2 separate regions of the Homo sapiens genome follow, and region 1 is linked to region 2. Evidence: chromatin loops called from intact Hi-C (ENCODE). Cell type or tissue: endothelial cell of umbilical vein. All regions are shown on one strand. Each heading gives the region's core, and the rest is flanking DNA. Links, peaks and the distances in the headings are about the cores only. Region 1 overlaps LINC02603 (long intergenic non-protein coding RNA 2603). Region 2 has its middle 26 kb from the start of MIRLET7A1HG.

What was found. Peaks named below come from ENCODE experiments on the same cell type or tissue, not always from the same donor. Only the 100,000 strongest peaks of a DNase experiment are listed, where the experiment ranks them.
Region 1: it touches region 2 in a loop (5-fold over the local background); 10 of 110 quality-filtered maps call a loop at or near these places.

What each region holds. Positions count from the first base shown.
Region 1 is chr9:94,208,503-94,218,621 of GRCh38, forward strand. All of the region lies in intron 1 of LINC02603 (long intergenic non-protein coding RNA 2603), which reads right to left. Among named protein-coding and RNA genes, the nearest start is that of MIRLET7D, 35 kb to the left of the region's middle. RefSeq lists an enhancer at 3,897-4,459. In endothelial cell of umbilical vein, for the core only: a CTCF peak has its summit at 5,202 (motif pointing left); a DNase peak (open chromatin) is centred at 5,169.
Region 2 is chr9:94,135,611-94,145,729 of GRCh38, forward strand. No RefSeq gene overlaps it. Among named protein-coding and RNA genes, the nearest start is that of MIRLET7A1HG, 26 kb to the right of the region's middle. RefSeq lists an enhancer at 5,492-5,661. In endothelial cell of umbilical vein, for the core only: no CTCF peak of the experiment used is centred there; a DNase peak (open chromatin) is centred at 4,441; H3K27ac peaks cover 1,836 bases.

The sequences.
Region 1 (10,119 bases), core at 1,286-9,285, 73 kb after region 2:
CCTAGTCCACTGTTTCCAGACAATGACTTCTCTCTTTCCTTTCCTTGCCTTCCCTTCCCTTTCCCTTTCCCTTCCTTTCCTTTCCTGTCTCCTTTCTTTCTTTCCTTTCCTTTTTCCTTTCTTTCTTTCTTTTCTTTTTTGACAGAGTTTCACTCTTCTTGCCCAGGCTGGAGTGCAATGGCACAATCTTGGCTCACTGCAACCTCCACCTCCCAGGTTCAAGTGACTCTACTGTCTCAGTCTCCTGAGTAGCTGGGATTACAGGCACCTGCCACCATGCCTGGCTAACTTTTGTATTTTTAGTAGAGATGGGGTTGAGACAGGGTTTCACCATGTTAGTCAGGCTGGTCTCGAACTCCTGATCTCAGATGATCCACCCACCTCGGCCTCCCAAAGTGTTGAGATGACAGGTGTAAGTCACCACGCCTGGCCCCCTTCTCTGTTTTATATAACTGTTGATTAGTTGACATTTTCTAGTGTTTTGTATGAATGGAATAATATACACTGGGAAGTCGGGCTTCTTTTACCTATTGGAGTGGCTCAAATTAAAGACTAACCATATTTTGTATGTCAAGGATGTAGAAGATGTTTCCCAGCCTGTACTGAGATGTTTCTATGTTACTGCATGTATCAACAGTCTGTTATTGTTTTTACTTAGTAGTATTCCATTATATGGGTAGAGCACAGTCTATCCATTCACCATTACATGGACATTTGGATTGTTTTCAGTTTGCTGTTACAAACAAAGCTATGAGGAACATTTGTGTACAGGTATTATATAGAGATACATTTCATTTTGGGTAAATACCTAAGAGGAGAATGGCTGGATCATATGGTAATTATATGTTTAACTTATAAAGAAACTGCCTCAGTTTCCCAAAGTGGTTGTACCATTTTCAGTTCTCACCAATTGTATATCAGAGTTCTAGTTCCTCTACGTCCTTGACAACAAAAAATATGGTTAGTTTTTAATTTTAACCATTACAATAGGTGTTTACTGGTATCCCATTGTGGTTTTTATTTGCATTTCCCTAATAAATAATTGTATTGAGCTTTTATACACGTGCTTATTTGCCATCCAAATATCTTATTTGTTAAAATTTTGCTTACATCTTTTGTTTACTTTAAAAATAAGTTGTTAGTATTCTTGTTACTGTTAAACTATATAAAGAGTTCTTTCTATATTTGGGATATAAGTTCTTTATCAGATATCTGCTTTGCAAATATTTCTTTCCAGCCAATGGTTAGCCTTTTTCATTGTCTGCACAGTGTCTTTTGAAAATCAGAAGTTTTAATTTTGATGAAGACTAATTTATCAATTAGTTCTTTTATGGATCATGCTTTTGGTGTTTTATCTAAGAAACCTTTGCCTGGCCAGGCGTGGTAGCTCACGCCTGTAATCCCAGCATTTTGAGAGGCCAAGACTGATGGATCACCTTAGGTCAGAAGTTCCAGACCAGCCTGGCCAACATGGTGAAACGATGTCTCTACTAAAAATACAAAAAATTAGCCGGGCGTGGTGGCAGGCGCCTGTAGTCCCAGCTACTCGGAAGGCTGAGGCAGGAGAATGACGTGAACCTGGGGGAGGCGGAGCTTGCAGTGAGCCAAGATTGCGCCACGGCACTCCAGCCTGGGCGACAGAGCGAGACTCCGTCTCAAAAAAAAACAACAACAACAAAAAAGAAAAACAAGAACCTTTGTCTAACTTAAGGTCACAAAGATTTTCTCCTGTGTTTTGTACGTTTTGTATTGTTGTTTCTTAAACTTTTTATTTTAACATAACTGTAGATTAACATACAGCTGTGAAATAATACAGATAGATCACATATACCCTTTATGCATTTTTTCCAGTAGTAACATCTTGTATAACTGTAAGAACAGTATCACAACTAGGAAATTGACATTGATACAATCCTCCACTATTATTTAGATCTCAAGAGCTTTACATTTGTGTGTGTGTGTAGTTCTGTGTGATTTTGTCATATGTGTGGATTTATGTGACCAGCACCACAGTCAAGATATAAAACAGTTTTATCAGAAGGATCATTTATGCTAACCTTTTCTAGCCACAACTACCTTCCTTCCTTCCCTATCCCTAATCCCTGGTTACAATTAATCTGATATACATCTCCATGATTTTAGTATTTCAACAGTTTTATATAAATGGAATCATGTAGTACGTAACATTTTGTGGTTGGCTTTTTTCTCTTGGCATAATTATCCCCATTTTCCACTAAGCCTCCCCTTTTGTTTAAGCTGGGTAGAGTCTGGTAAACCTCATTGCAACCCCAAGTGTTCTGATTGATAGGGCAACGGGAAAAGCCTCAGGGAAACATTAGGCAGGAAATGGCACTGCCTTCTACAAGAAATGCCTTAGTTTCTTTACTTGCAAAATGGAGATAAAATTATGTGCCCTGTCTGCTTCACAAGTCTCTTGGGAGATTCTTCTGGAATAATGAATGTGAATGAGCTCTGTAAAATGTACATTGGCATGTACCTGTTATTACTAACGATAAAAGTTTTGTTTATTTGTACTGCCTCATTGTCTATGGAACCCAGGTCTTCTCCCCTTTGGTACTTCAACTTTCTGGTTTGGGCCCATCTTTTCTCACCTGGGGCTTTCTATGTGCTAGATAGCCTGACTCGGCACTTTAGGCATCTGTGCTATCCCTATCACAAATATGGTCTATGAATTCCTGACTCCAGCTCTTACTAGCTTTGTAGTGTTGGAGAAATAATATAACATCCCTAAATCTCAGTTTCTTTATTTGTAAACTGGAGATAAAAATAGTATATAACTCCATAAGGGTTGTTGTGAGAAATGCCATGCTTATGGTATGTGCCTGGCACACCGGAAGTTACTTGCCCAAGGCCACATGGTCAGTATACATCAGAGCTTGGCTAGAGTCCAAGTCTGTGATGCCAAAGATATCATTCAGGATCACTGAATTCTGTGGTCTTTCAATAGCTTACTTGAGTTTTCTGCCTCACCTTGGTTACATACTCCACAAGATGCCAAGAGAACTGAGTTACTTAAATAATTAAAAACAAAATAAAACAAAACACCATGCTTTTAAGGTCTCTCCCTTGTCCAAAGACCTTTGTTTGGTTATCAATGCCAGGGACTCTCTCTACCACTCCAGATTAATTATGCTAACATTCAAGCCTCCTAACAGTGCTAGACAAAACTTATGTGTCAAATATGCCTCACTGCTATGTTTAGCCCACGAGTGCCCTGGCTGTGCCTGGAATTCTGAGCACATACAAAGATGGAGAGGGCTATTGATAGATTGGGTGGTAGAGGGCATTTCCCAGGGGGAAAATAATGGGGGTGAAGACCAGGGGACAGGTAAGCATGATGGTGTATATGGGAAAAAGGAAACAGTCCATCTAACAGCATGTTGGGTACACAAAAAGGGGGAGTTGAAGATGAGACTGGAACATTAGCTGGACTGTGTAGGCCATGAGTGTGGGTCTAAGATGCCTACTTCCTGTTTAATAGGCAATTAGGAATCCTCGGACATGATGTCAGAGCTAAGGACATGGCCACCTGTGCCCCTGCAGGACATCTTGGCTCAGTTTTCACTCAGACTGTCTCAGGGTTTCCATAGTTAGTCTGGGGTAGACTCTCAGCACTCCCACCCCATGTCCTTCCCCTCATGGTCTCTGGGAGGCCCAGCCTCACTCACTATCAGAAGAGTGCTATCAGCAGTCTCATACCACTGAGATGCTGCAACCTGAAGACCAGAGAAAGCTTCTGGAATGCAACATGACCACAAGATCTCATTCTCTCCGCTTGTCTACATGGAAATCTCTATGCCTCATAGCTGTAAAATGGAGATAACAGCACCTGCTTTAGAGGAGTGCTATGTGGATTAAGTAAGATAATGTAAGAAGAGTGCATAGCATAGGCACTAATCTGCCCTGGCCTTCCCTCCAGCACATTCCATACACAGACTTGTCCAGTGTGTGGGCATCACCTGAGAAGTAGCCACTCAGTTTATGTCTTTCAGAAAACACAAACAATCCGTGGTCACAGAACAGAGATAACTGGTGATTCAGATTTCCAGTACATTAGAAGGCACCTGCGAAGGTACTTCCCTTCGCCTCCTGGGAGCCATCAGTGAGCTCTCCAGGAGAGCAGTATGATGCAGAGAAAGAAACAAAGGAGATGCAGATAGTCATGTTTCTCCTCATTCACGGGGTGAACTTGGGCAGCACCTCCCTTTCTCTGATCCTCAGTTGCTTTGTTGAAATAGGGTTGATGTGAGGGGCCAGTGAGATAATGCAGGTAAAGTGCTGCATGGTGGCCAGCACTATTAGCTCCTGATGGGGGCTGATTCTCCCACGTGGGTGCCTGTGAGACTCAACTAAGGGGAGGAGCAGTCAGGATGGTCAGAAGCTCCCTTGTTGCTTTCTAGGCCCTTGCTGTGACCCATCCCTCTGGGACTGGCTCTGTTGTAAGGGTAAAGAAGTTCTGTGACATCCATGTGCCATGTCACTTTCCACCTGGTAGCAGAGGCAGGCACATCAGCTCCTTGGCTCTGTGCTGGTTCTGCTGGAAGGTTTTATAAGAGCACACTGTCCAGTAGAAATGTAGTGTGAGCTGCATGTGTAAGTTTAAGTTTTCTGGTAATTACGTTAAAAAGAATAAAAAGCAGGTGAAAATAATTGTAATATATTTATTTTATTTAACCCAATAGAGGTTGAGTATTCCTAATCTGAAAGTCTAAAATTCAAAATGCACCAAAACCCAAAATGGGCATTGACATGATGCTCAAAGGATATGCTCACTGGAGCATTTCAGATTTTGGATATTGGGATTAGGATGCTCAACCAGTAAGTATAATGTTAATGTGTCAAGCCCCCCGCTCCCCACCCCCCGCAAAAAATCAGAAATTTGAAACATTTCTGGTCCCAAGCATAGAAAAGAGATACTCAACCCATATATTCAAAATATTATCATTATAATATGTAATCAATATTAAAACATTAATGAGTTTTTTTATATGAAGTCTTCAAAGTACCATGTGTGTCATAAACACATCATGGAAAATAGTCTTAATTAGGACAAGTCACATTTCAAGAACTCAAATAGCCATTACTATGTGGCGGCTGATAGCTTCCTCATTGGAGAGTTTATGGCTTAGACTCGGCTTCCTGGAAACAGAGCCATGCTGCCATCTGGTGGTTACTTTGTCAAATAACTCCTCAGGCATCCACCCTGGGCTGGCCCCGTCGAGGTCAATGAAGACAGAAGTTACATCCTTCCCGCCCTTCGGTGCCCTCAACCTAGAGTTCAGAGCAAAGGATGCAAAGTCCCGGAAGAGAAGCCTATCTACATGCCCTGAGATTTGAAAGTGAAAAGGCTGTAACATGAGGAAATCTTTCACAGATGTGGAGATGAGAAGGGGAAATCACCAGCTTGGGGTCATGTGATAAATTCGTAGCTGCCCTGAGGTGAGGACAGCCTTGGCCCAGCCACCAGAGTATCGTACCTAGACCGAGGCAATTGCCTAGAAAATATTGGGGATTTTTTCGTTGTTTTTTGTTTGTTTGTTTTTTTACAAAGTAATGAATCCATTCACGTTTCAAAATGCAAAAGCAGAGTTTCCCATCCCCACGAATCCTAACTACCCAGTTCCCCTTTAGTGAGGCATCACAGGTAATGCTGTGATAAGCTTGTACACTTTATTATTATTATTTTGAGACAGAGTCTTAAGGCTGGAGTGCAGTGGCGTTGATAGAGACAGGAGGCAGCCAAGGCACGCCCCCACCCTCGGACCCCCGACACCCACCTTTAAGGCTGAAAAACCAGACTGCCGGTCCAGATGAAGCCCGCCCTTTGCCCTACTGACTCTTTCTGAATACTGCCCACCTGCGAACTGGGAGGACTGGGTGGGGCCTCGGGAAGTTAACACCGTTTGTAGCAGGAGGGGCCTGGCCTCTGCTGTTCCTGTGTGGTAACCTGGGATTCAATCAGTCAGGTGGAGAGCCTGTTAGCAGGACTCCATCTCACTTTACTGAGTTGTTTTTCCTTTCTGCCCAATAAATTCCATTCCCCCTCACCCTTCAAAGTGTCTGTGAGCCTAATCGTTCCTGGTCGTGTGACAAGAACCTGGTTTGTCCTACAACAGCGTGATCACAGCTCACTGCAGCCTCGACCTCCTAAGCTCAAGGGATCCTCCCACCTCAGCCTCCTGGGTAGTTGGGATACAGGCATGAGCCACCACACGTGGCTAATTTTTGGTATTTTATGTAGAGACAGTTTCACCATGTTGCCTAGGCTACTCTCAAACTCCTGGGCTCAAGCAATCTCCCCTCCTTGGCCTCCCAAAATGTTGGGATTACAGGCATGAGCCACCATGCCCAGCCCCACATATTATTTTTACATGTGCAAGTATATCCATAGACTATACGGGTATACTATTCAAGAATAGTTTCTTGAAATGGAGTTGTTGGGCCCAAGGATATGTGCCTATGTAATTTTGATAGATAAAGAATATCTTTTTTAAAAATCAGCTTTTAAAGATACAATCTACATATAAAAATTCACTATTTTAAGTGTACAGTTTGACAAATGTGTATAGTTCTGTAACCACCACCACGATCATGATGTAGAACATTGCCATCACTCCAGGAAGTTCCCTAGTGGTCCTTAGCAGTTAATTTCCCCACTCCCACCTCAGCCTCTGACAACTACTGATCTGGATTCTGCCCTTATAATTATAGTGGCCTTTTCCAGAATATCATAGAAATGCAATAGAATGTAATCTTTTCTGTCTGGATATTTTCACTTTGCATATAGATCATGCAGTTCATCCATATTGTTGCATGTATGATGTATCAAAGTACAGCAGATCCTTGAATAATATTTTGTCGAACATTGTTTTACTATAATGTTGACGAGAAAAAAAAAATCAATTCCCTGCTGAGGCCACTGTCTGTGTGATGTTTGCACATTTTCCCCACGCCTGGATTGATTTTCTCTGAGTATTCCAGATTACTCCCACATCCCCAAAGATGTACACGCTAGGTTAATTGTTACATCTACATGGTCCCAGTGTGAGTGAGCTTGGGTGTATGAGTGTGGCTCAGGATGGGACGGCATCCTGTCTGGAGTTGGCTCCCGCCTTGCACTCTGAGCTGCTGGGATAGGTTCCAGCCACCTGCAACCCTGAACTGGAATAAGCAGGTTGGAAAGTGGATGAATGAGTGAATACAAATTATTGTTAAAAGAATTTCTGTAAAGTATATGATAATCCTACAATGCATGACATCAAAGAAAACAGTCTGAAAGCTCTCAGCAAGCCCTCTGTATTTGTGATTGTTTTTGAACTGCATGGTCGTAGGAGATGCTCCTGATAATTTTTGCTTTGCAAACATTTATTCTTTGATTCAATCCACCACCACTATGAACACTGTCACTTACTGATTCACCAAAAGTTGTGTAAATAATGATCTTACTTGTTTTTATTAATCTTTCTCAAATGTATGTATAGCTCACTTCTATTTCAATGTTTAATATTAGAAGTATTTGAAGTCTTTATTTAGATATTTCATGATGTTTTAATGACAGAAATATGCCATAGGAACTTAACTCTTATATACATCAATTAGCCTATGGTAAAATTGGTTTCATTATATGTCATTTCACTTAAAGTTGTTATTTCCAAGAACCTATTGATGTTAAGTGAGGACTTTCTGCAATACCTTTTTTAAATTGTTAAGTGATATCATATTCTATAGATATATCAGTTTATCTGTTTACCAGGTGATGGACATTTTGTTTCCAGTTTGGGATTTCTATGAATAAAGCTTCTATGAACATTCAAGTATTTTTTTTTCCCCCCGAGACGGAGTTTCGCCCTTTTTACCCAGCCTGGAGTGCAATGGCATAATCTTGGCTTACTGCAACCTCTGCCTCCTGGGTTCAGGCGATTCTCCTGCCTCAGCCTCCCTGGTAGCTGGGATTACAGGCATGCACTACCATGCCTGGCTAATTTTTGCATTTTTAGTAGAAACGGGGTTTCACCATGTTGGTCAGGCTGGTCTGGAACTCCTGACCTCAGGTGATCTGCCCGCCTCAGCCTCCCAAATTGCTGGGATTAAAGGCGTGAGACACTGCGCCCAGCCAAACATTTGTCTTTAAAGTTTCCTTTCTCCTGAGAAAATACCTAGAAGTGGAATTTCTGGGTCAAATGAGAAGTGAATGTTTAGCTTTGTAAGAAACTGCCAGAGGTTCCAAGATGGCCAAATAGGAACAGCTCCAGTCTACAGCTCCTAGTATGAGCGATGCAGAAGATGGGTGATTTCTGCATTTCCAACTGAGGTACTGGGTTCATCTCACTGCGGCTTTTTGGACAGTGGGTGCAGGACAGTGAGTGCAGCCCACGGAGTGTGAGCTGAAGCAGGGTGAGGCGTTGCCTCACCAAGGAAGCACAAGGGGTCAGGGAATTCCCTTTCCTAGCCAAGGGAAGCTGTGACAGACGGCACCTGGAAAAATTGGGACACTCCCACCCTAATACTTTGCTTTTCTAACGGTCTTAGAAAATGGCACACCAGGAGATTATATCCCGCACATGGCTTGGAGGGTCCCACGCCCACAGAGCCTCGCTTACTGCTAGCACAACAGTATGAGATCAAACTGCAAGGCAGCAATGAGGCTTGGGGAGGGGCACCTGCCATTGCTGAGGCTTGAGTAGGTAAACAAAGCGGCCGGGAAGCTCTAACTGGGTGCAGCCCACTGAAGCTCAAGGAGGCCTGCCTGCCTCTGTAGACTCCACCTCTGGGGGCAGGGCATAGCTGAACAAAAAGCAGCAGAAACTTCTGCAGACTTAAAAGTCCCTGTCTGACAGCTTTGAAGAGAGTAGTGGTTCTCCCAGCATGGAGTTTGAGATCTGAGAATGGACAGACTGCCTCCTCAAGTGGGTCCCTGACCCCCGAGTAGTCTAACTGGGAGGAACCTCCCAGTAGGGGTTGACCAACACCTCATACAGTCGGGTGCCCCTCTGAGATGAAGCTTCTAGAGGAACGATCAGACAGCAACATTTGCTGTTCTGCAGTATTTGCTGTTCTGCAGCCTCTGCTGGTGATACCCAGGCAAACAGGGTCTGGAGTGAGCCTCCAGCAAACTCCAACAGACCTGCAGCTGAGGGTCCTGACTGTTAGAAGGAAAACTAACAAACAGAAAGGACATACACACAAAAACCCCATCTGTATGTCACCATCATCAAAGACCAAAGGTAGATAAAACCACAAAGATGGGGAGAAACCAAAGCAGAAAAGCTGAAAATTCAAAAAATTAGAGCACCTCCTCTCCTCCAAAGGAACGCAGTTCCTTGCCAGCAATGGAGCAAAGCTGGATGGAGAATGACTTTGACAAGTTGAGAGAAGAAGGCTTCAGATGATCAGTAATAACAAACTTCTCTGAGCTAAAGGAGGATGTTCGAACCCATCGCAAATAAGTTAAAACCCTTGAAAAAAGATTAGACGAATGGCTAACTAGAATAAACAGTGTAGAGAAGTCCTTAAATGACCTGATGGAGCTGAGAACCATGGCAGGAGAACTATGTGATGCATGCACAAGCTTCAGTAGCCAATTCCATCAACTGGAAGAAAGGGTATCAGTGAATGAAGATCAGATGAATGAAATGAAGCGAGAAGAGAAGTTTAGAGAAAAAAGAGTAAAAAGAAATGAACAAAGCCTCCAAGAAATATGGGACTATGTGAAAAGACCAAATCTATGTCTCATTGGTGTACCTGAAAGTGACGGGGAGAATGGAACAAAGTTGGAAAACGCTCTGCAGGATATTATCCAGGAGAACTTCCCCAATCTAGCAAGGCAGGCCAACATTCAAATTCAGGAAATACAGAGAACTCCACAAAGATACTTCTTGAGAAGAGCAACTCCAAGATACATAATTGTCAGATTCACCAAAGTTTAAATGAAGGAAAAAATGTTAAGGGCAGCCAGAGAGAAAGGTTGGGTTACCCACAAAGGGAAGCCCATCAGACTAACAGCAGATCTCTTGGCAGAAACTCTACAAGCCAGAAGAGAGTGGGGGCCGATATTCAACATTCTTGAAGAAAAGAATTTTCAACCCAGAATTTCATATC
Region 2 (10,119 bases), core at 1,048-9,047:
GATTTAGAGCCCATCTGGAGAATTCTGAGTGAGCTCTGCATCTTGAGACATTTAATTGTATCTGCAGAGTTCTTTTTCCAAATAAGGTCATATTCTCAGACCCTGGGTATTAAGACATGGGCATATTTTGGGGCAGGGGCTATGATTCAACTCACTACATCCATACACTGAAAACTACAAAATACTGCTGAAAGAAATTAAACTGACCTAAATAAATGGAGACATACACCTTGTCCATGAGTCAGAGGATTCAAGATTGTTAGAATGTCAACTTCCCCCCGTAATTGACCTATGTATTCATTGCAATGCTAATCAAAATTCAAGCTGGCTTTTCTTGTAGAAATTGACAAGCTAATTATAAAGTTCATGTGGAAAGGCAAAGGATTTAGAATGACCAAGACAACTTTGAAAAAGAACAAAATTGGAGGGCTAACACTACCTGATTTCAAGAACTATTATAAAACTACAGTAATCAATACTGAGTGGTTTTGGTATATAGATAGATTAATGGAACAGAATAAGGATTCTAGAAAAAGACCCATGCATATATGGACACATGATTTTTGACAAAGGTACAAAGGCAAAGGAGTAGAGAAAGGATAGTGATTTTTTGTTTTGTTTTGTTTGTAGATATGAGGGTCTCACTGGGTTGACTGGGCCAGGCTTGAACTCCTGCCCTCAACCATCCTCCCACGTTGGCCTCCCAAAGTGCTGGTATTACAATCGTGAGCCACCTCACCTGTCTGAGAAAAGATAGTCTTTCAACAAATGGTGCTGGGACAATTAGACATTTATAGATATATAAAAGAACTTGGATGTATATCGTTCACCATATTAAAAAATCAACTCAAAAAGGATCATAAACCTAAATGTAAAATCTAAAATTATAAAATTTTTAGAAGAAAACATGAGAGAAACATGTGTGGCCTTGGGTTAGCTCAAGATTTGTGAGATGCAACACCAAAAGTACAATCCATAAGAACAGGTTGGTAAATTGAACTACATCAAAATTTAAAGTTTGTTCCTCAAAAGACACTGAGAGAGAATGAAAACAAAAACAAAAACAAAAAAACTTAACTGCTCTATGAGAAGAACGAGAAGACAATCCACAGACTAGGAAAGAATCTTTGCAAAGCATATATCTGTTAAAGGACTTGCATCCAGACTATATGAAAGCTCTCAAAATTCAACAGTAAGAAAAAAAGAGCAGCCCAAACTTTTAAGAGTCCAAAAGATTTGAATAGACCAACAAAGATATACAGTTGATAAATAAACACATGAAAATAGGCACTATTAGTCATTAGAGAAATGCAAATTAAAACGTCATTAGCTTTAGAGAAATACACACTTTAGAATGGTTAAAATTTAAAAGACCGACCATACCAAGTGTTGATGAGGATATAATGAAATGGAAACTCTCATCCACTTCCAGTGGGAATATAAAATGGCCCAATCCATTTAGAAAATGGTTTGGCAATACCTTATATGATCCAGCCATTCTGTCAGAGGCATTTGAACCAGAGCCAACTCCATCCTGAATAGGAACTGGGTAAAATGAGGCTGAGACCTACTGGGCTGCATTCCCAGGAGGTTAAGGCATTCTAAGTCACAGGATGAGATAGGAGGTAGTCACAAAATATAGGTCATAAAGACCTTGCTGATAAAACAGGCTGCAGTAAAGAAGCTGGCTAAAACACCAAATCAAGATGGCAACAAGAGTGATCTCTGGTCACCCTCACTGCTACACTCCCACCTACACCATGACAGTTTACAAATGCCATGGCAATGTCAGAAAGTTACTCTATATGGTCTAAAAAGGGGAGGCATGAATAATCCACCCCTTGTTTAGCATATCATCAAGAAATAATCATAAAAATGGGCAACCAGTAGCCCTCAGGACTGCTCTGCCTATAGAGTAGCCATTCTTTTATTCCATTACTTTCTTAATAAACTTGCTTTCACTTTATGCACTGACCTCGAATTCTTTCTTGCGAGAGATCCAAGAACCCTTTCTTGGGGTCTGGATCAGGATCCCTTTCCAATAACAATTCCACTCCTAGGCATTTACCCAAAAGAAAAAAAATACATATATCCCTACAAAGACTTGTACATGAGTGTTCACAGCAGCTTTATGTGGAATAGCCAAAAACTGGAAATAACACAAACATCCATGAACAGGTGAACAGATAAACTAACTGTGGTTATAAAAATAGGTGAAATACTATCTAGCAATTTAAAAAGAATAAGTTATTAACACATACAACAGGAATGAATTTCAACCTAATTATGCTGAGTGAAAGACTCTAGACAAAAAAAGAATTATATACTTTGTAATTTCATTTATATGAAACTCTAGAAAATGCAAAGTAATCTGTAGTGACAGATAGCTGATCTGTGGTTGCCTGGAGGTGGGGAAGGGAGAGGAAGGAGGCATGATCATAACTGAAAAGCAGGTTAGTTGCTTGCCACACACAGTATCCAATTAACAAAGTGAGATCTGGTACAAAACAAGTGAATTTATTCCAAAGCTAGCTTATGGAAAGAGGCACAAGGCGCCGTGACTTTAAATGTGCTGCTTCACTTTTGGAGCAGAAAACTTTTATAAGGTAGGCCGTGGGCCGGGCGCAGTGGCTCATGCCTGTAATCCCAACACTTTGGGAGGCCGAGGCGGGTGGATCCCAAGGTCAGGAATCCGAGACCAGCCTGACCAACGTGGGAAAACCCCGTCTCTACTAAAAATACAAAAATTAGCTAGGCATGGTGGTGTGTTCTTGTAATCCCAGCTACTTGGGAGGCTGAGGCAGGAGAATTGCTTGAACCGGGACCCAGGAGGCGGAGGTTGCAGTGAGCTGAGATCACGCCTCTGCACTCCAGCCTGGGCGACAGAGTGAGACTCTGTCTCAAAAAAAAAAAAGAAAGGTAGGGGGTGAAGTGTGCATGGGCAGGGGGTCCCAATGCTAGCTTGGTGACTTATCTATCCAACAGTTGAGTTGGCACCTTCTTGGGCAAAAATAAGTTGTAAACGTGGCCACACCAGCATGCTTTTGACATGCCCTCTGCATGGGTACAAGTTCTGAGGCAATCCCCTGGAGGTGAGAGTTCCATGGGGTATGTTTCAGTCTGCAAATCAACTGTCAACTGTCTTGGAGCACATAGTTAGATGAATTTGCCTTGTAGGTAGTGTCTGGTGAGGGGAGGTGAAGATTATATTTGCATTTCTGAAGGCCAAAGTAGGAAGCAGGAAACAGAGAGGGAAAGAAAAAGAAATAAATAAGAGAATTTTTTTTTAAATTTAAACTATCTCTTGGCTGGGCAAGGTGGCTTATGCCTGTAATCCCAGCACTTTGGAAGACCAAGGCAGGCAGATCACTTGAGACCAGGAGTTCAAGACTACCCTGGCCAACATGGTGAAACCCCGTCTCAACTAAAAATACAAAAATTAGCCAGGCGAAGTGGCACATGCTTGTAGTCCCAGCTACTTGGGAAGCTGAGGCAGGAGAATCGCTTGAGCCCAGAAGGCGGAGGTTGCAGTGAGCTGAGATCGCGCCACTGCACTCCAGCCTGGGCAACACAGAGTGAGACTCTGTCTCAAATAAATAAATAACCGCCTGACCATCACCTGATGGTTGCCTGACATTCCCTCCCACCCCTGGAGGCCCTCTCCTGCCCTGCTCATGTCTGCCTGACTACCTACTGTAACATAATGATGGTGGTTTTCTCTGGGGAGGGCTCTGGGAAGGGTTGTTATATACAAGGGGAACTTGAGCTTTAACTATCATTTGAATTTTTATGGCACAAATGTGCCGACATATTAACTGTATTATTTTTTAAAGTTAGAAAAAATTTTCTAGCTCACAACTGAGTTCTGATGTTTGTTGATTCTGAATCTTCAGCAAACCTCTATGAGTTGTAATATTTTTACAGTAGGAGCTTTGTTTTTACAATCTAAAATATCTTTAAATGAACTGAAATTTATTTTTATTTAAAATGTTTTTCCTAAGAATTTCTAAAGGACTGTGTTTGGAAAAAATCTGCTTTTTAACAGATGTCTTACATTCCCTCCTCAGTCCTGTCTCTAAATATTACTTGGTAAAAGTAACACACTATTTTTCTAGACTCTGACTAATGCTTCTTTGGGTTTTTTTTTTTTTTTTTTTTTTTTGGCCACCGCCCATTCAGAACACAACCTCTATTACCAGATGTTTGTCTTCCTGCTTTCTATATTTAAAAGTCACAGATGAGATTTAGCTGGTATAGCCACATAGTTATTTTTTTGTCAACAGTTTAAAGTTTTGACAATCGGCATTGGCAAACTAATTTGAAGACCAAAACAAAAAAAATCTTGATTTAATTAAAGAGCTTAAGAAAGATTTCAGCCTGTCTGACTTCCGCAGGGCAGGCCAGGAGGTCAGAATGGCGCTCAGAAGTCCTCCTCCACAGGAATTCTAACCCGGAGCGCCTGCTGGCTACTGCCCAGAAACTGAGTCATGAAGAAACCCCACGTGTAAAATAATCCTTCAGGCAAATGGGAAACGGTACCTTAGAATGGACTGTATCAGAGCCATGGACTCAAGATTTGAATGAAATACAGAGCCAGCTAAGTTCCCTCCCGCTGGAGCCATTCATTCAGCACTTCATTATGGAGCATCTTAGAGTCCTTCCTGGGCTTAGGGACACAAATGGACCACGGGCTGCGTCGGCTCCTCAGCAGTTCAACTAAGTGGGGAGGCAAGCTCTGGGAACAGACTGCAGCCCCAGGCCAGATGGCTTCTTACCGGGAACATACCAGGTCATGTGAGGCCAAGAGCCCTCTGGGAAGGCAGAGAAGGCTCCACAGAGGAGGGGACATGACTCGTGGATTTGTATGCAGAAAATAGAGGGACAAGAATTCTGGACAACAAAACAATAGATACTAGCACTCCCGGCCTTTCATTCTGAAAAGCCAAATCATCCTTTGTCCACGGACTGTAGGGAGAGGTTGGGGTAGAAATAAAGTCAGTGAGTCATTCTGGTGGCAAATTTCAAACAGCCCCAACCCCCACTTTTTAAAACAGTCCACAAACAGGTGAGCAAGAGTAGCGCATTTCTTCTCTTTCTTTAAACCAACTCAGTGTAGACTTCAAGCCCCCATCTCTCCCCAGGCAGGTGAAATACCTGATCTCAGTCATGCCAGGCCTCCAAGAATGTGCCACGGTCCCAAGACCATCCGCAGCCCTACAGGTTGGGCCAGGTCCTCTGCTCCCCATCCCAGGGCCTGGGCTGTTGAGATGTGGAGCCTCTGGGGAGGGACCACTAGCAAAGCTGGAACACGTGTGTATTCTCTCTTTAAAGGATAGAAATGTGCCTAGAGGCCAGCATTTCCAAACATGCAGAGGGCCTCTCTCCAGCTGGGCCGGGGGTGAGAGCAACCCTGGCATTAAGCCTGTTCCCATTCCACCATCTGCATGGATGGCTCTGTCCGAGGTTTTTAACCACAGACATCCTGGTAATCGGGTTCCAGGAGTTCAGAGACCTGTCTTCTAATTTGGCATCCTCTCTTGACCCCAAGAAAATCACTTTTATCTTTCTCTTTGTGTGAAGTCAGCTGGCCACACCCCCAGCCATTCAATTTGTCTACAGATTCTTGGGCAAATGTCTTTCAGTTCCAACTCCCTGTCTCCAACCCTGGGTCAGTCTCTGGGTCTCTTTCCACTTCCCTCCACACCCCTCAGGGCCTGTCTAAAGACGCATCCTCCACATTCTTTCCCCACTTCCAAGTCCCATGGTTTCCCTGGCTTTGTCTGATAGGTACCAAAATGGGTCCCAGCTGGAGTCCAGCTTGTCCCCCACAGTGGGGGCCAATGTCGCATCATCCCGCACAGCACAGTCCCCTCACCTCTGAGACCTCACTTCTGCTGTGTTTCCACCCTTCCCCCGGTGACATCTGCCCTCCTGGCCCACTTCAGAGGAATTTTCTCCATGCACTTCCCCAGACCCCAGGCCAGTGACCTTCTCTTAGTCTGAGAACTTGGCAAATTCTTCTCCTCAGACAGCACTCACTTCCTGCAGTGAGCATGCTGCCCCAGACAACTGCGGGCTCCTGGGAGGCAAGGGTGGCTCAGGACAAAGATTTCCCCAGACCCGCAGAGCCCGCTGGTGTCCAAGGGGAGCAGAGGAGGAGAAGAATCTGCTACAAGGAGATTCTACAGGAGATTCTACAGTGTGGAGAAAATTGCAACGAGGCAAAACCACATCAGCATCATGAGCTACAGGCAGGAATGGAACAGGTTCCACAGAGTCAGGAAAGGGTCCACCTCCATTTAAGTCGGGCGGCCTCTGGACAGGGGCGCAGGGGTGTGGGGCAGACCTCCCCCTCTCTGCCCCCTCATTTGCCCCCCTGCCAGCCTGCGTGTCCCCTCCCTCGGTTGCGCTCCCACCACCTTTGCCCTTGTCCCTGAATCCCCAGGCATCTGGCCTCTCTGGAACCAGTCACTGGTCATGTCTGAGGTTCCAGGTCCCCTGCTCCCTCTGACCTCAGAAGCAGTGTAGACTTACTGCCCGCTCTCCTCCCTTGGCCCCTCTGGCTGTCTGACCCCTTTTCTGGGTCCTACTCCTCCTCCTGGCCCAACTGTCAGTGCTGCCCACACCCCTCACTGCCTCCTGGGGAGGGGTCACCCCACTGCGCCCATCCCTCCCAGCCGCTGTGGCCTGGGAGCTGGCATTCACCACCCAGAGCCAAACACAAGGCCCTGGAGCTTGTCCTGCCCCAGGGCCACCAGGATGAAGGCTGGCTGTCCTGCTGCCTCCTGTACCCTCTCTGTTTCATTTCCATCTGTAAAAGGCAGTGCCAAGAATGGTGGTTGTCAGAAGCTATGGGGAGCGGGAATGGGGAGTTGTTGTTCAATGGGGACAGAGTTTCAGTTTGAACTGAACCAATAAAAACGTTCTGGAGATGAATGGTGGTGTTGGTTGCACAATCATGTGAATGCATTTAATGCCACTGATCTGGACAATTAAAAATGGTGAGGATGGTAAATTTTATGTTATGCATATTTTACCAAAATTTTTTGTTTGTTTTTTTCGAGACAGAGTCTTGCTCCAACCTGTTGCCCAGGCTGGAATGCAGTGGCGCCATCGTGGCTCACTGCAACCTCCTCCTCCCAGATTTAAGCAATTCTCCTGCCTCAGCCTCTGCAGTAGCTGGGATTACAGGTGCCCACCACCACCCCTGGCTAATTTTTGTATTTTTAGTAGAGATGGGGTTTCACTCCACTGGCCAGGCTGGTCTCAAACTCCTGACCTCATGATCCTCCCACCTCGGCCTCCAAAAGTGCTGGGATTATAGGCTTGAGCCACTGCACCCAGCCTACCACAATATTTTTAAATGAGAAGAAAGAGCATTGCCCAATAGTGCCTACTTTGCACTGTTGCTTACTGATTAAATGGGATGATGTTTGCAGAATACTGAATGCAATGCCCGCATCCAATAACAGTTCAATAAATGACCTCTAAATTATCTCTAGATCTTCAGTCACAGTCTCCAGTTGCCTGCCAGACACTCCCACATACCCTTCATACCTCGTCTTGGGGCAAATGAAATGCCTGCTGGGGCTGACGCTGCCAAGAGCAGAGCCCAGACTGAATCCCACTCCCATTACCCCTCAGCCTGTTCTCCACACACAGAGGCCTGACAGAGGAAACAGGGGTGGGACGAGACAGGCCTGGGCAGTGCAGCTCCCAGAGTGGTCCCCACTTGGAAAGTGGGGTGCAGAAAATAAGAGTCAGGATTTAGAAAATCTATGCCAATCTGACAGTGTCTGATGAATAGAATAATTAAAGTTGGGTTTGTATTCTGGATGTCTTTTAAAAATATTTTTCCAGTAGTTTATCTTTACGTTATGAAAGTGTTGATCTGTGTTATATTAGAAATTTTTAAAAAGAGACCAGGCACCATGGCTCATGCCTGTAATCTCAGCACTTTGAGAGGCCAAAGTGGATGGATCACTTGAGGCCAGGAGTTCAAGACCAGCCTGGCCAACAAGGTGAAACCCTGTCTCTACTAAAAATACAAAAACCATCCGGGCGCGGTAGCAGGTGCCTGTAATCCCAGCTACTAGGGAGGCTGAGGCAGGAGAATCGCTTGAACCCAGGAGGTGGAGGTTGTAGTGAGCCAAGCTCGCACCATTGCATTCCAGCCTGGGTGACAAGAGCAAAACTCTGTCTCAAAAAAAAAGAAGAAGAAGAAGAAGAAAGAAAGAAAAAGAAATTTTTAAAAAGAACTAGGCCTTTACCATAGATAGTTTGAAAAGCCCCAAGCTAGGCTGTGCCAGGATAACAGATCAATTCCTAAATCTCAGTGGCTTAACCAACGATAGCCTGATTCTTGTTTGAATTCCCACGGGGTGGGCTAGGTGGCTCTCCCCAGGTCCAGAACCCAAGGCCTGGGGTTGCTGTGCAGGGGACAGTGGACAGAGGAGGCTGGAGCTTAACTGCCCACCTGCTGCTGTGTGTCCTAGGACCAGAAGGACCATACAGCCTGGCGGAGGCTGAGAAACACAGCACAGCCAGTGGATAGTGGGTGACAAGAGGGTCTGCCACCTTGTAGATCTGAACCTGGGCTCTGCTCCTGGGATCCGGGTTTCTGTAAAGGAGCTGGTCTTCACTGTCATTAGGTGCCTGAGTCTTAAAAGCAAAGGGCCATCTTTGGCCCTTGTCTGCCTGTTTTTGCAGGTCCTGCCTGCAGGCAGCCCCCAGCCCAGCCCCACAGCTTCCCATTTCCCGCAAACTATCAAGCACACACTGCATTTCTTCAGTGCCCAATAAACTGTGAACACTCTTGTTAAACCAGACTACTCACTATCTTCACATTTTCCAGCTCCCTGCCTTGGCTCCAAACAGTTGGTTTCCTGGAATCTACCTCTCCTCAGTCCTCTCCTTCATTCTTGCATGTCCAAGCACCACCCATCCTTCAAGCCTCAGCTCAAATGCCAAGTCTTCCAGGAAGGCTTGTGCACAAGCCAAGAATGAGCATTAGAACACCCAACTGATAGTGGCTTAAGTAACAGAGACGTTTATCTTACCAGAAGTCTCCAGCAAGGTGGTTCCAGGTTCTTTCAGCAGCTCGCTGATGTCAAGGTCAATGGTCTGGATCAGCATCTCTGCTGACCTTCAGGGCTTTACTTCTTGATCACAAGACAGCTGCAGTAGTGCCGTGATCATGTCGTTACACAACTGCAGTCAAGGCAGAAAGAAGGAGAGGCAGCAGGAAAAAAAAAAGGTGGGCAGTTTTCCTTTTCTATTATAGAAGGAAGCATTTCCTAGCAAACCTTCTAGCAAAATTCCCCTGACATCTCATTGGCGAATACTAGTCCATGTAGCCAAACCTGCCCTAAATGTTGGGGTATCTGGGATAGTATCTGGCCTGGGGGATGACCTTTACATAATGGTCTCATCCATCATGGACCTGTCTCAGGAGTTAAGAGCAGCCAGGGTGCTCCTAGCAAGACAGAAGGCAGCTGGGCGCAGTGGCTCATGCCTGTAATCACAGCACTTTGGGAGGCCAAGGTGGGTGGATCACTTATGGTCAGGAGTTCCAGCCTGGCCAACATGGTGAAATCCCATCTCTACTAAAAATACAAAAATTAACCAGGTGTGGTGGCAGGCACCTGTAATCCCAGATACTCAGGAGGCTGAGGCACAAGAATTATTTGAACCCAGAGGCAGAGGATGCAGTGAGCCGAGATTGCACCACTGCACTCCAGTCTGGGCAATAGAGCAAGACTCAGTATCAAAAAAAAAAAAAAGAAGGCAATGGCTCTAGTAGAGTCAGCAACAGACAGAGGCTGCCACACCTTCCCCATCCTTTCTGTTTCCACTTGCAAGTAGTCTTGTATTCTCTAAATGTTTACAGCTTCTTATCTCCCATGGCTCATAATATTTCCTACCTTTTCGTTATCAGTTAGGATTGCAAACCTGGCTTGCAGTGGCTTTGTTGTTCTCACATAACTATAGGTTGGAGAGAAGTGAGCATTGACATGGGTCCAGCAGTTCACTAATGTCAGCGTCCATATCTGTGCTTCTCTTGGTGGTTTCTCTCATGGTTACAAAACGTCTGCTACAACTCCAGCTTTTGAGTCTTCA